Linked DNA regions of Homo sapiens: region 2 is linked to region 1. Evidence: read pairs that join two places in POLR2A ChIA-PET (ENCODE). Cell type or tissue: Panc1. All regions are shown on one strand.

Evidence for each region. Peaks named below come from ENCODE experiments on the same cell type or tissue, not always from the same donor. Only the 100,000 strongest peaks of a DNase experiment are listed, where the experiment ranks them.
Region 2: POLR2A ChIA-PET joins it to region 1 with 18 read pairs; 2 of 35 experiments call an interaction of 5 or more read pairs at or near these places.

What each region holds. Positions count from the first base shown.
Region 1 is chr7:143,358,504-143,366,503 of GRCh38, reverse strand. It overlaps FAM131B (family with sequence similarity 131 member B), which reads left to right and starts at 3,791. Exons shown (of 7, transcript NM_001031690.3): 1 at 3,791-3,928; 2 at 6,355-6,464; 3 at 6,737-6,772; 4 at 7,085-7,178; 5 at 7,480-7,677. The coding sequence starts at 3,901. It overlaps FAM131B-AS1 (FAM131B antisense RNA 1), which reads right to left and starts at 4,798. Exons shown (of 3, transcript NR_183342.1): 1 at 4,447-4,798; 2 at 3,247-3,314; 3 at 2,239-2,603. In Panc1, no CTCF peak of the experiment used is centred here; no DNase peak of the experiment used is centred here; H3K4me3 peaks cover 1,112 bases; H3K27me3 peaks cover 2,491 bases.
Region 2 is chr7:142,785,510-142,793,509 of GRCh38, reverse strand. It overlaps TRB, TRBD1, TRBJ1-1, TRBJ1-2, TRBJ1-3 and TRBJ1-4, and 3 more genes. Among named protein-coding and RNA genes, the nearest start is that of PRSS2, 19 kb to the right of the region's middle. In Panc1, no CTCF peak of the experiment used is centred here; no DNase peak of the experiment used is centred here; H3K27me3 peaks cover 401 bases.

The DNA.
Region 1 (8,000 bases):
CTTACCAATGTTTTCCAGCATCAGCACTCTCACTTCTGGCCTTTAGCAAATAGGGTATTTGAGAACCACTAGGAGTGCCCCAAAGCTGACTGATCTTCAGGGCTGCCTGAAGATAGATACTCTAACACCATACAAGGACATTGATAAGTAGGGACTAAGACACTTATCATCAGTATTTTATGAAAGCACCAAAGACTTATTGCTACAAATCACTCTGAAGAAAGATCATTGCTTTCCCATTTCAAAATTTAGAAATGTAGATAGATGTATTCCTCTCTTCAGTTTATGGTCCCACCTTAATTAAAAAAAGACAAGCGTGAAAGAACGTGTATCCATTCAAATGTCCTGAGTTGAGTAACTTTAGTTTTTTTAAGTGAACAAATAAAGCACTTTCTACAACATCCAGAATAGATTTTCCCTCTGAGGAGCTGAGTTTAAATGCTGGCTTTTTTGGCCAGGTGCGATGGCTCACACCTGTAATTCAAGGACTTTGGGATCCTGTGGCAGGAAGATTGCTTGAGGCCAGGAGTTCAAGATCAGCCTGGGCAATATAGTGAGACCCCCATCTACAAAAATAAAAATTAAAAAATTAGTAAGCCAGGCGTGGTGGCTCACGCCTGTAATCCTAACCTTTTGGGAGACCAAGGCGGGTGGATCTCTTGAGGCCAGGAGTTCTAGACCAGCCTGGACAACATGGTGAAATCCCACCTCTACTAAAATAGGCACATACAAAAAATTAGCCGAGGGTTGGGGCACATGTCTGTAGTTCCATCTGCTTGGGAGGCAGAGGCAGGAGGATCACTTGAGCCCAGGAGCTCGAGGCTGCAGTGAGCTTTGATCATGCCATTGCTCTCCGGCTGGGTAAGCGTGAGACCCTGTCTCAAAAACAAAACAAAACAAAATGCCAAACAAAAAAGTGCTAGCTTTTTCTCTTTCCAACTGGGAAATCTTAGGGAAAAGGAAGTTAATTGAATTATCAGCCCCAGTTCTCTCAACTGCAATGCAAGAAGAATATCTTTCTTAGAGGTTTGGAAGAATAGACTGAAAACTCTATTCTTTAAATCAATTGTATATTGATATTTGCACTTTAAAGTGAGTTTTATTTTTTTCTCTATCTCTCTCATTCTGACTCTCAATAAATGATCTTGCCTCCTTCTTGTCAGAGAAAGTAGATGCCGTCAGATGGGAATCCCTCATTCTCCTGACACCAAACATGCAGCCCACTGGCATCTGCCCCGTCTTCCCTGCTGCTGGAAGAAGAGCTGGGCTCCTCCTGTACAGTCTCATCCCCCTCCCTGAGCTCTGCTCCCATCCCTCCAGGTGGTTTTAGGAATTTACATTCAATATTAATTAATCTTCCCCTCTCTTGTACTTTGAGCTTCCCTTTCTCAATTGAATCTTTTCATAGACCTTTAACTTTGATCTAATATATCCCAATAAAATAAAAGGAACACTTGATTAAGTTGTGTTTTGGAGCCATCTCTCCATTTGTGGGGATCAGTGTGAAGCTTTGGTACCTTCTTTCAATCCTGCAGGTACCACCGAAGTACCTACAATTATTCCTGGGGACCCCAGCTTCAAAATGGGATAAGTGTCTTGCCTGATCATTTTATTTGGGGGTTAAGCCCCTGCAGAATTAGAGAACCCCCCCGCCAAGTATGTATTTAAAGTCCAGAAGTTCTTAAACTTTTTTTGTGCCCTGGACCTCTTTGGCAAGGAGACTGGGACAATGGCCTTAACTAGTGAGAAGTAGCAGAATCCTTGTATAAGAAGACCTATAGGGAGCAGGAAGGAAGCTGGCCAGGAATATGCCTAGAATATTTTACTTTTTTTGTGTGGGTAGTGGGGAGGGACTGGAAATACCTTCAAGACAGAATGCAAGATGGGACTGAGTCTCCAAGACCTGGAATCCCTCATGTTAAATCATTTGGATAAATGCAGCCTTATATAGTTGTGTTAAGGAGACCAAGGGGAGAGGTTTGCATCCAAGTTGGAACCACAGTAAGAGATACGTAGTCATATATAAATATATGTATTACTCAGGGAGAGCCATAAGGAGACAGAAGTTTCAGGTGGGAAGGCAAGAGCATAATGGCCACGTGGTCTGTTCCTCCTTACCTGGCCAGTCCCCTGTCAGCGTTTTCTCTGCTCAAACAATAGGGGTGTGTGGGCATTGCTAGAATAATGGAAGCTGTTTGTTCTTTTTTTTTTTTTTAATCATCTCTCCATCTTCTTTCCTTTGCGACTGGACAGTATATTCCATGAAAGCAGAAACTATTTGATACTTCTTTTATATAACCAATAATAGTAGATATGAAAAAAGAAAATGCTTTCTAATTCTCTCCACTATTGAAATAGGGTATCAGACCCTGCCACGAACTACACTAAACGATTAAAATCTAAGCAGACCTGCAACTGATTATTATCTCATTCCTTCCCGCGGTTTTATAGATGTAGATTTGGCTTATTTCTTCATGCACATACACCGAAGATGGATTCTGTCACCATAATCTCATCTCCTCAATCTGCAATTCAGTTGTTAGTGTCTTCTTCTTGCACATCTTCATCTGCCACCCCATGGGATGTAGCTCTCCATTCATAATCTAAAGGTTAGAAAGTTGCATCCATAAGACTTAGCCTCCCTGTTAGGAGCCCACACCAGGGACCCCTGGCCCATTGCCTTCTCTCTCTGCAACCTCGGAGAGACCTAAAAGTGGGCGAGGTGCAGTCAGAGCCTGGATGGGCACTTGCTTCTGTGAATGCCCACCTGCCCACTCTCTCACACTTTGGGCTTTCTGGGTACACCTTAGACAAAAGGGTCTCCTTGCCCTTTCTCATGCATCTTTTCTGGACTCCACTTCTTACCTGCTGTAACCACAGTGCTCATTTAACCCTTGCAACTTAGACCTTCATCTCCTCCCCATGGGGCTTGAGGTATCTACCTGGCCCAGTCCCACTAGCCAGAGGCCAATCTTTCTCTCTCTTTGCTGCTTCGGGACCGCCTTGCTTTCATTTGTCCGAGAAGATCACGTCTCAGAAAAGTTAAACTGGATTCAAGACGATGTCTCCTAGCCAGCCTCGGGTCCTGACATTGTTGTTAGTCTACTGCGAATGAACTGTCCTCCTCATATTCTCCAATCCCCAACCAGGCCTGGAGGTCAACTATCTGCACATCCCCACACCCACCCCTGAATGTCCAGCGAGCACAGAGAAGTGGACTACACGATTCACTTGCAAAGACTTCACCTTCTGTTTGGATGGACAAAATAGCGCACTCGAAACAACAGAGCCCAAAGCTGTGTCCAATCACGTTCCTGTGTGTGTCCCAGATGCGGCCCCAGGAGGAAAACAAGTGTTTGCGGAATTTGGTGGCCAAAGGCCCTTGGGCCTGGCTTTATTCTCACCACCACCCCACTTTCTCTCAGGGCATCCCCTGACCCCGGCCCGCAAAATCCATCAACCAGAACCTCGGGGTAGGCCCTGGGTTCGTGCCTCGGCTCCTGAAACCCAAGCCGGGGTTCTCCAGGAGAGAGCCCCGGGAGCGGGGCTTGGCACGGGCGGGAGGAGGGGGGCGGCGACGGCGGCCCCAGATCCCCGAGGGAGCGCCCCGGCACGGCCGGAGCAGGGGCGGGGAGGCGCGGGGCGCAGCCAATCCCCGGGCCGCCCCCTCCCCGGCCGCGGCGAGCCGAGCCGGGGCGGGGGAGCCAGGCGGCGGCGGCGGCGGCGGCGGCGGCGGCGACGGAGCTGCCGTGGGGAGGGATGGAGAGGGGAGGGGGGAGCGGAGCCGAGCGGAGACAGCCGCGGCGCTGCAGAGCGGCTGGGGCGGCGGCGCGGCTCCCGGTGCTCCCCCCGGCGCGCGCCCCGAGTCGGTGAGGGCCCGGCTCTGCGGCCCCCGGAGCCATGGGCTGCATCGGCTCCCGGACTGTGGGTGGGTACCGCGGCCGGGCGGGGGCAGGGCTGGGCCCCCCGGGCCGCCCTCCGACCCCCTCCCCCATCCCTCTCCTCGCGCCTCCGGGCGCCCCGCTCCGCACCCGCCTTGCCCTGCTAGCTCCTTCACTTTCCTTCCGTCCGCCCGCGGTCCCTCTGTCCCTCCTTCCTGCCCGCTCTCGTCTTGCGCCTCCGGGGCTGCCATCCCGCTCGGCTCGCTTCCTTCTCCCCGTCGCCCTCCCGCAGGCGCGGTCCTCTCCATCCTCTCCATCGCCCTCCTCTCCTCTGCCTCTCGGCCCGACGCTCGGTCCCCTCATCCCTGCCCCTCCAGGCCATCCGCCTCTGCTCCGCCGTCCCCAGCGCCTCCTCGCATCCCCCACTCCGGAGCAGCCCCCCGCGAAGGACCCTCGGCCTCCGCGCCAGCCCCGAGTTTCTTTCGCACGCCCCCCACGCCACCCCCCGCCGCCGCCTCCATCTGGCTCGGGTGCTTTGCCCCATCTCTCTCTCCCTCTCCGTTGCCTTTTACTGTCGTTCCTGCCTCCTCCGATTCGCTTTGTTCACGTGCGTTTTCCCTCTGGGGCGGGGGCGGGATGAGCCCGGGTTCCACGCCCGGAGGGACAGGGCCAGGGCCGGGTGGAGGGAAGGGGCTGGGGGACGCGGGGAGGAGATGGGGGCTTCGAGGCGCTGGGAGGGGTCGGGAGCCCGCGGCCCGGGAGGGTGGGGCCGGCCCTGCCTCGGCGGCCGGGGACCCGCCTGCACCTGTCAGCGGGGGCCGGCGGGGCGGGGCCGGCTCTTTATTTACCTTTGACGCGGGGAGGGAAGAGAGGCGCCTCCTAATCCATCTTCTCCCTCCAGCTTCTGCCTGGCTACCGCCCCTGACCCCCACCCAGGCACCCACTCCACTCTCGCCGCTCAGCGAATTCATCCGGCCCTCTCCCACCCCCTCCCCCATTCTTCCCCTTTCCAACTCCCAATTTCTCCCGCCTACACCTCCCGGTGACCTCAGGCTGAGAGAATAATTCGTATTATTATTACAAACAAACTCACTCTCCAGAAGCCTGATTTCCCTGAGACCCGGTTTATTTCCATGGATACCCCCTCCTCCTCTGCTTTCACCCCTTCTCCGCGGCTCTCTCCCTCCCCGCTGCCCCCCACAGCTCTGACTCAGCTCTCCGTCTCTCACAAAGGCCACCTCCCGCTCCCCTCTCCCCCCGCACCCCGCCCTCCCCTGTCTCCCTTCTCCTCAGGCTCTTCTCCACCTGCCCCATTCCTGCTGTGTCCGGAGGGCCATCTTTCCTCTTTTCCCCCAGTCACCACCCCGCGGAGCCCCAGGGGACAGCAGGCCAACTTTGGAGGGTCCTCCCTCCTCAGTCCGGTTCACCACAAGCCCCTTCCTTTCCCCCAGCCCTGCTGATGTGCTGAATGCCTCCTCGTGCCCAGCCCCATTCAATGCTCCCCTTCCCAAAAATGGAGCCGACCCCTAAACTCACAATTGTAAAACCTCATGAGTATAAAGGGCCTGTACGGTCAGATGGTTCAGGCAGCCATCTGCTGCTTGAATAGTCCCTTTATGAAGACCCAAGCAGTTCTTCCGCAAGACTCTCCGCGGCACCATCCTGCCCTCAGTCCAGGAGTCTCCCTCCACCAGGAGCTCTGGCCCGGCTGTAACAAGGACCCTCCTTCCCCTGAGTCCTGCAGTTTCCCACTCAGCCCTCAGACCCTGTCCACCCCTCCCACCATCTTCTGTCTTCTCTCTGACTTGAATTCCTATTTTCTTAATTCCTATTTTAAAAAGTTCTCTTTTCTCCTCCTGCTCACCAGCTTCCCTCCACTTTAATCCATCACTTCTCTCCCCACAGTCAGGTGAAATGCCTCCAGCTCACCCTTGGTTTCTCTGCTCACTGTTTTTGGGAGGACACACCCAACTCCTTGCTATCCAACTCCTGCCTCGATTCCCAGGAAGTCCTCTTCCAGTCAGTCAGACTCATGGACTCTTAGGAAGGGCCCACCGGGGGAGACACATCCCTTCCACCCTAAGCATAGAGAAAAGTTCCTCATAGAGCAGCTCTGCCCTTATCTGTAGACTTGTAATAGAGAAAAAGCCCAGCTCCCATACAGAAACCCTCCAAGAGTCCTCAGGACGGAATAATTGGTTTTCTGATAAAACCCAACCTCTGACCCCTCCACATAAACAACAACAAATAAGGCCATACATCACTTTTTCTGAGTGCACTATTCTGGGTTGAGCTAAAACTGAATATTTGGGCTCAGCATTACTACTTGTCTCCCCTAGAATTTGGAGAGTGCAGGGATATAAGAGGAAATGGGCAGCTGGGGTAAGGAAGGGGTGTGAAGGGCTGGCCCCAGGGTGTCGCCTCGGCTGCACAGGGAGGTGAGGGCCGGCGGCTAACCTTCTGGCCCCCTCAGGGAATGAGGTGATTGCAGTGGATTGGAAGGGCCTGAAGGATGTCGATCAAATCAACATGGACAGCACCAGCTCACTGCACGGGAGCAGCCTCCATCGGCCATCGACTGAGGTGAGACCTCACTCAGCCACCCCAAGTCTCTGGCTGCCTGCACTTCCTCAATTCCAAGGCAACAACCCAAACACTCCTTCAGACTGACACTTCTACAGAACATTTCTCACAACACATGCCAAGCAGTCCACATGGAGAACCCAGTTAGCGGCATCAACCTCAGGAAAGCCCTCCCCACATCCCGCACTCCTGGAAGGCCCTCTGAGGAAGGGGGCTTCCTTGCATTCCTGCGAGTGACTGGGATGCCCATTCCCTTTCCTCTCTCCTCACAGCAAACTCGAACTGATTTCTCCTGGGACGGCATCAACGTGAGTGCAGCTGCCCCCAGACCTCCCCATCCTCCCGAACTCCTCCTCCTCATCTTCTCCCTTGCACCTTCCAACCAGCACGGTATTCCCTGGCTCCAATAGGCACTGTGAGCACTCACGTTCTCAACCTGTGCCCCAGTTTTCCAGAGCACTGGGGATATATCCCTCCTTGGGACTCTTGGGTATAGTAGCTTTTCTTATCATCTGCCCTAGCTCGAATGCTTTTTCCTGGAAACCATGAACCTCCTCCATGTATAAAGCACGCCCGTACCTTCTTATTCCTCTGCCCTTCCTCCCACATTCCCATCCCAGCTCTCCATGGAGGACACCACTTCCATTCTTCCGAAGCTTAAGCGAAACTCTAACGCCTATGGCATTGGGGCCCTGGCCAAGTCATCATTCTCAGGTGAGACTCCTGATGTAAGAATGCCTTCAGACAAAATAATGCTGACAGACTCCTTGGCTCAGTCTCCCTGCTCCTTCGAGGTTGATGAAGACCCTCATCCCCACCCCCTGACCTATTCACCCTTCTGTCAAGCCTCCCATCCTCCAGGCCATTCCCTCCACTACCCCATCTATGGAGTCCTTAGGGGAGCCTGGCCCAGTGGGATGGAGCCTCATGGGGCTGGGGTGGGAGGAACTGGGAGGGTCTGGTTATGGGTATTGTGTGATATTCTGGAGGATGTGGGAAATGTCTGGCCCCATAGGGATCTCACGGAGCATGAAGGACCATGTGACAAAGCCCACAGCCATGGGGCAAGGCCGGGTGGCCCACATGATTGAGTGGCAGGGCTGGGGGAAGACACCAGCTGTTCAGCCACAACACAGCCATGAGTCCGTGCGCAGGGATACGGATGCCTACTCCGACCTCAGCGATGGCGAGAAGGAGGCACGTTTTCTAGCAGGTACAGGTACCCTAAAGCCTCAAGAGACACATTTGCAGGATGGCCAGGGACCGACCCTCCAACCTGATCCCCTGTGGCAGGATTAGCTCCATCCATACTTTGACCGTAGATTCACATTTCCCAAACAGCTCTAAGTATTTTGATGTGGTAATTCAAATAAGTGCCCTCAAACATATTTTTATAATCATCTCAGAAAATGCGTGTAATTAGATGGGATTTGTGGGTCCACCCATCCCAGATGCCTTCTCTCCTCATCACGGGACTATCCAAACCTGAACTCCCTCAAGTGCAGGGAAAAAAATGGGGAGACCTTGGTCTTTGAA
Region 2 (8,000 bases), 570 kb after region 1:
TCAAGGTGGGCCCCTCATCCCTCTTACGTGAAGAGTCTGCATTTTCCTTGAATACCTCTTGTTTCTATCCTGACTGAATGGGGAGAGTCACAGGGAGTTCAGAGACAGCCAAGGAGCTATCCAGACATTCACAAGTCAGAGTCAGGCCAGACCAGAACATTTTTATTGGTTTAGTCACTTAGGCATGCTAAGGTCCCCCTGGGTTAGGGAGATTTCAGCCGTGAGTGTGCAGGTGTGCATGCACATAGGGGGATATCTATTGGGATGCAGAGAGGTGAGAGCAGCTCTTCAGAAGCGCTGGCAAAAGAAGAATGTGTATTGAAACCATGACGGGTTAGAAGCTCCTAACTCCACTTCCAGGGCTGCCTTCAGAAATCCTTTCTCTTGACCTGCAGAAGAGAAAGTTTTGGGGGTTATTAAGAGCCAGGAGTTGTGAGGATTGAGAGAAAGTAGTAGGGCCCATTGACCACACAAATAGTAAGGCTCATCACAACATCCATTGGGTTTTCTGGTGACTCCAGCTTCTCCTTCCCAGCATGACCCTTCCACTGTGATCCTACAGAGGTGCAAGTTATCTTCTGAGGCACCTGAATGAAATCTCTTCCCTCCCTACTGCCCAGCTCCAATCCTGGCAGGGACTCTATACTTCTGGGTGCTTGGTGTCAGTGTGTCACCTCCAGCCTGCTGGCCCCATCCTGCCCTCCTGCTTACCATGGCCATCAACACAAGGGCGCTGACCAGCACAGCATACAGGGTGGCCTTCCCTAGCAGGATCTCATAGAGGATGGTGGCAGACAGGACCCCTTGCTGGTAGGACACTGTTGGCACGGAGGAAGGACAGGTGGGTACCTGTGCACAGGTAGCTCTGGTCTCTCCCACCCTCCACCCTCCAGTGTCTGTGAGTTCTTCATGCCTTGGTTCTAGGTCAAGAACCATGAGAGAGGGAGAGGAAAAGGAAGGGCTTACTTACCCGAGGTAAAGCCACAGTCTGAAAGAAAGCAGGGAGAGGAAAATAAATGAGAGACCTTATTTTCATAGGCAATTAAAAGTAAAGTCAGATTTGCAGTTGGCACAGACTCCCAGGCCCAGACCAGCTTCCTCTGACAGCCCAGCACCTCCTTTCTTCTGCCATGCAGATGTCAGCCACATTGTCCTTGCAATCCATGGCATGTGGCAGCACTGAGGGGGCTGGGGGGCACCACCCAGATGAGAGTTACACAGGCCACATAGAAAGGGGACCCAGCTGCTTGGCTCTGTTGGGCTGAGAATCTGGGAGAAGAATGAACCACAGGTGCCCAATTCTCCTTCATGGTGTGCGCTGGTTCCTTTCTTTTTGGATCTAGTCTTGTCTGCTACCTGGATCTTTCCATTTTCCCTGGTAGCTGGTCTCACCTAATCTCCTCCAGGCATCTCCCCAGGCCCCACTCACCTGCTCTACCCCAGGCCTCGGCGCTGACGATCTGGGTGACGGGTTTGGCCCTATCCTGGGTCCACTCGTCATTCTCCGAGAGCCCGTAGAACTGGACTTGACAGCGGAAGTGGTTGCGGGGGTTCTGCCAGAAGGTGGCCGAGACCCTCAGGCGGCTGCTCAGGCAGTATCTGGAGTCATTGAGGGCGGGCTGCTCCTTGAGGGGCTGCGGGTCCGTGCTGACCCCACTGTGCACCTCCTTCCCATTCACCCACCAGCTCAGCTCCACGTGGTCAGGGAAGAAGCCTGTGGCCAGGCACACCAGTGTGGCCTTTTGGGTGTGGGAGATCTCTGCTTCTGATGGCTCAAACACAGCGACCTCGGGTGGGAACACCTTGTTCAGGTCCTCTGGAAAGGGAAGAGGGGTTGGAGCCAGGGTTGCTCTGAGAGCTGTCTGGTTCTGGTAGGGGCTCTGTGTGTGTGAGAGAGAGCCCTGGGAATGGGCCGTAATGAAGCACAACTATGTCATTCTAGGCCCTCATTGTTTTGGGGTCACCATCCCAGTGTCTGTTGCTCTCTCTCCACTTTGCCCCTCCTTTCTATGCTGTCCCATGGATGCACATTGCCTACTGTCTCCCCAGCTTCCTATGGTCACATTATATCCTGATTGTCTTGGCTGTTTTTACTGAGGCTTGTCTGATCATCTATCCAAATAATTTATCTGTGTATCTTTATTTTTCAAAGCCTTGCTTGGTGCATGGCTATGTAATCCTGAAACTCGAGGTAGGAAACTCTCATTAGTGGTATAATTACAATAACTAAATTGACTTTTTCTAATTATAATTTTCCTTTTTTAAATCAAGATGTATATATTTGTCTCGTGGGGTAGTGACACATATTAGAATTAGCTTTTCTTTTCTAGAAAAGACACTTTTCCATTACATCTGAGTCCCCCACCTGCCCAGCACCTTTTTAAAAAATTTTATTTTCTTGCATGTAACCCTCTTTAAAGAGCCAAACCTGGTCAATATCTGATGGGATGGTCCACATTTCCTCCTCCCCTGGGGCAGGAGGGTGTGGTAGCTTGTCCAGGATGGCTGAAATCCCATGGAAGTTGATGGTCATGGGATTAACCCTTTCTTCTCTCAGAGTGTCCAGCAACCCTGCCTGGCCAGGATTGGAATCCGTCCACAGTTAAGCTTTGCATTCTCAAAAGTAGTACAAGCTAGACCACTGAGTATGAATGAACCACAAAGTCCAAGGGCCATTTCAGTAGAAAGCTCACACTGCAGAGCTCTGGACCTTTTCACATGCTTGAGAGAGGAGAGAAAGAATTTCTGGGATTATTGGAAAGAATGATTTCATCTGAAGACACATGAGGAGTGGAAGAAACCACAATTTACTGTGCCCTTTGCTTGGCTCTGTTCCAACCATGAGAGTGAGCTTTTGGTGCAGAAATGTGGCAAGTCTAGATATGGGTTCTTTATCCAAATTTGGGAAATGTTTTTGATGGGAAAATTGAGATGCAGGTTTGGAAAAAGGCAAACCCTGTGACCTAGTGATCATAAACAACAGGAATGAAAAGGATTGTCACCACAAGTTGAGTCCTTTACAAAATCCTTTACAAAGGATTTTCATATAAGTTAGTCTCTTCTGTTTCTATGTCTTAGAGAGGAGGCAGCTTAAGTTGCTTTTCAAATTGCACACCTCCCCCACCACAGCCCCTTGAACCCAGGCCTTTGAATCTGGTGATTTGTACTTTCCACTCAACGTCTTGGTGTGTGTCCCCACCTACACTAATGTCTGCCCAAGCCCCTAAACTTTGGTAGACCCTATGAGTCCCATTCCTCCACCCTTGTCTATGTCTCCATCCTAGACCTCATCCCATCCCAACCCCGCTCCACCGCCTGTCTGCTTCCTCCCCAGCATGGGGAAGGTTGTACTAGGGCTTCCTGGTGGGGCCTTTACCCTATTGTTCTAGCATAGATTCTGAGGCTTAAGAGAATGGAGTCTTGGCTGGGTGCAGTGGCTCACATTTGTAATCCCAGCACTTTGGGAGGCCAAGGCAGGCGGATCACGAGGTCAGGAGTTTGAGAACAGCCCGGCTAACACAGTGAAACCCTATCTCTACTAAAAATGCAAAAAGTAGCTGGGTTTGGTGGCAGGCACCTGTAATCCCAGCTACTCGGGAGGCCAAGGGAGGAGAATCGCTCAAACCCAGGAGGCGGAGGTTGCAGTGAGCCGAGATCGTGCCACTGCACTCCAGCCTGGGCAATAGAGCTAGACACCGTCTCAGAAAAAAAGAAAATAGAGTCTCCTACCCATTTTGTCTTCTTTATACCTTATCTGTTGCTAAGATAATGTCAGTTTCCAGTTGTAACACTCTCTTCAGACCTATCTCCCAAACACCTGCCAAACACAGGCACCTCAGAGACTCCCTGCAGCTCGCCCAATGCTGTGACAGGGACTTCTGCCCTCAGGCCTCAAGAGCAACCCTGAAACCACCTGTCTCCCCAACCTGGTCATGCCTGGCTCATGAACCTTCAAACTACCTCAGGAAGACATAGATGCATCTTCTAAGACTGGTAGAGAAAGAAAGAAGGAGGGAGATGAAGACATGAGCAGAGTTCTGTGCTGGAGGCTGGCAGTGGGGAGAATCTTAACATAGAAGACAGAGCTAGTCACCAAAAGGAGTCAACAATGCAGAAGTGGAGTTAGAATGGGAAGGAAAAAATGGAGAAGATGCAATTTAAAAAAGGGAAAGTAAAACAATACATCCACTAAGAAAGTAGAGATGAGAAGAGTCCCAGAAAACAATGAAAAGAAGAGCAAAGAAACACACAGCCCTGAAGACTAAGCAAGGAGCTCTACAGCTGAGGAACTGCAGGCAACACAGCAGAGCAACAAGCTGGAAGAGCTCCAGGGAGGGGAGGAGAGGGCACAGTGCTCCAGGTAAGAAGGGGTGACCCTGACCTCCGTTCTTACACTCAATTCCCTTCCCAGCAACTGATCATTGCAGTCAAACCCAGGCACCCCCGAGTCAAGAGTGGAGCCCCCATACCTGTCACAGTGAGCCTGGTCCCATTCCCAAAGTGGAGGGGTGAATTATAGGAGCACAGCTGCAGAGGCTTAGATAAAACCCACCCGGCGATCTCCAGTCAGAGGGCAAGTCTTAGCTCCCTGACAGCAGGATGGCTGCCTTTCTCTGCCTGGATTCATGGCTCTGGACCAAAGGGATTCTGTTAGGAAAAAGGCCTAAGCATACTGTGCAGCATAAGGCGCAAGAGGAAGAGGCTTAGGAGAGGCAGAGCCATGCACATAAGAGGGAGGATGAGCCAAGAAGGGAGTGAGGAGGCAGATTATGGACTGAAGACTTAGAGAAGAGAAATAGAGGAGTCAACCAAGACACACCAAAGGGAACGCAGGCACAGGCACAGCTCTTACCCCATGGGGTAAGAGATTTTACTCAATCTGCCTCACCAGCACCGGGAGGAGAAGCAGAGAACTCTGCCTTCAAGGGACAATGGCCATACCACCCTGATTCTGCAACTTACCTAGGATGGAGAGTCGAGTCCCATCACCAAAATGCTGGGGCTGATTGCTACACAGTGCATCATGAGTGTGGCAAACCCCAGAGGAGCTGGTGTGGGCCCTTCCTTCCAGAAGCTGCTTACACACAGAACTCTTGGGGCCCCACCACACACTCCACTGACCCACATTTTATGAGCTTTTCTTGGCTGTGTTCTCAGTTTCTGCCCTCCCGCAAGGGGTCCTCCTGGAACTCCGACCTTATGATACACTATCCCGAAAGAAGTCTTTTACATACCCAAGACAGAGAGCTGGGTTCCACTGCCAAAAAACAGTTTTTCATTAGTTGCACAACATTAAAGACTGGAAGGAAAACCGCGACCTGCTGCCTTCCACTCCTGCCTCCCCAAGTCCACCTGCCAGGTCCTCTCCTGTTCCTTAGTAGAATTTTAACCCTGGTGGGTAGAGGGGTAGACAATGGTACAACCCAAAATGCGGTGGTCAGCAGACCAATTAGGCCCCGTGTGATCCCCCAAGTTCCCTCTTCTGTGACCTTCTCCTTTCTGTGTGAGGGAGAGAAACGGTAGGACCGTGGTGGTAAGGTCAGAGGCTCTTTTATCTGTCATGGCCGTGACCGGCACCCTTCAAGGAGACAGGAGATGTTCAAGGTGACCCCTTCCAAGCTGAGTCTACCCATCTCTCAGTAGGGGAACCTAACTTGGCACAGGCAGTCTACAAAATAGTGGAGAGGAGAGGGAGGCTATCCCCTCCTCATCTGCCTCATAGGCCTTCCTGACAAAAATACACTTTCACCTAAGCACTAGAGACAAAGGCTCCGTCTGGATTCCAGCCCCTTTTTGCAAGTTCCCAGCTGTCCAGCCTTGACTTACTCACCTACAACAGTGAGCCAACTTCCCTCTCCAAAATATATGGTGTTTCCAGAGCACAGCCTCCCAGGGCCACTTCAAAACCCCCCAGTCTCTGCTGAGCACAGCTGGGATTCAGGCAGAGGTTGGGAGTTCATGGGAACTCTTCCCTCACAGGGACAGCAGCTCTGCTTCCAGTACTCTGTGTTCCCTTCCAGAGCTTGCCCAAGACTCAGGCAGGTGACAAAAAGAGACACAGAGTGGCCTCCTATAAAATCCAGCACAGGAATATACGAAGAATCTACAGAGAACCTCTGTCAGTGAAGCAGATAGATGGAGAGGTGTTGTGGCTCATTCATTACCCACCGGGCTTTCTCTGGGCTATCTCAGGGAACTATGAGGAGAGGCCCCCTCCCCTTCCCTCTTCTGCCCCATCACCCTGGGCTCAGCTGTGACTGCTCAGAGCCTCTGGGAAGCCTGGGTGGATTCGCCCTCACAGGGAGCCTCCCCTGAACTCAATCCCGGGACATGACATGACGTCTCCCTCAGTCTGGCTCCGGGAGCTGGGATCTCTGTTCTCTTTGACATTTCCCAGGACAGAGTCCTCCCTCATCGCACCCCTCCTAGAGACCCCCAGCCTTACCTACAACGGTTAACCTGGTCCCCGAACCGAAGGTGTAGCCATAGTTAGCACATAAGAATATAGCCACTCTAAAAGGGACACTGTGGACCCACTTTTCCCTGTGACGGATCTGCAAAAGAACCTGAAAAATGTCTTACCTACAACTGTGAGTCTGGTGCCTTGTCCAAAGAAAGCTTCAGTGTTCACACAGTGACAGGGGTCAAGGTGAAAATCACATTGAAGGCATAGAGAGGGGAGAGGGCCCTGGCTAGGATGGAGGACAGTGAGCTAAGAAATCTCCTCCTGTGCTTTATGGGTATTACACAGAAGAACACTTTGACTTTTGCTTTTTAGGACCATGGAGAATGACAGAGTCCATCCACAGGGTCCTAGGTTCCTTTTTCAAAGGATGCCCCATTCAGATGCTCCCTCTGTGAGGGTCCATCGAAAGGGAAAGTGCATGGCCTGCAGAGGATGGCAGGGGCCCAGAACCTGTGACTCCATCTATAGATACCCCTGACTTCTTCCCGAGTCCTCTGGAGAGCTGGTCACCTCCGATGAACCTTCCACCTGACTTTGTCTCAATTTTTGGGGATTGGGACCCTCCCTGAGTCCTCCACTTGTGAGGTTCCTGAGGCAGTCTTCTTATGTCTGACCTCTCTCTGCCTGGGAAGCTTTAGTTCTCATCTGGGCCTGTCCTTGTCCACAGTCTTGGTCTGACATGTGATCAGGAGTGAGGCAGAGGCATTCTGAACCAAATTGCATTAAGACCTGTGACCCAGGAGGAAAGAAGAGGACTCTGGGAGTTGGGACCGCCAGAGAGGTTTTTGTAAAGGTTTCCCGTAGAGTTGAATCATTGTGGCCCCCTGTCCCCACAATGTTACAGCTTTGTACAAAAACAGCCCCTCCCATGGGTCCGCCCCCAGAGCCTGGGAGAGACCACCAGAGCAGCTGCTCCTTTGAGGGGAGTGGAGGGTGGGTGACATCACCCCCCATTATGCAAGTTGGTGGTGGGGTATGGACCAGGCCGGGGGCTTCCTTCTCACCTCCAGGCACTGTCCTCAGGATGTTTTGAGCTCCTTAGAGCTGGATGTCTTTGTAAGGCTGTTTGGCGAAGGGGCTGGTCTTCTCCAGTACCCACCCCTCTCCAAGCTGTTGTCACGTTGGGGCATGTCCTTATAGAGAAGCCACAGCCCCCATCACTACCCTGGCCCTGCCCCGAGGCTGTGCGTCACTCGGAGGGTTTTAAGCTATGACTTAAAATCCAGAAAAAAAAAAAAAAAAGACAAACAACGACATAATGATGACACACTCGCATGGTAAAATATAAACAGAATCAAAATATACATAACAATCTGGGAAAAATATTCCTAGTTCTCACCATCAGGGCTAATCTCCTCAACATGTGGTGAACTCCTAAAAATCAATAGGAAAATAATCCAGCAGCCCAATAAAAATAGGTGAAGAGTAAATTGTTCAGAGAAAAATAAATCCAAATGGTACCTAACTATAAGGGAAAAAAAATCACAATAAGAAAAATAAAATTAAAAAAACTTCATCAAAATACACTTTTCAC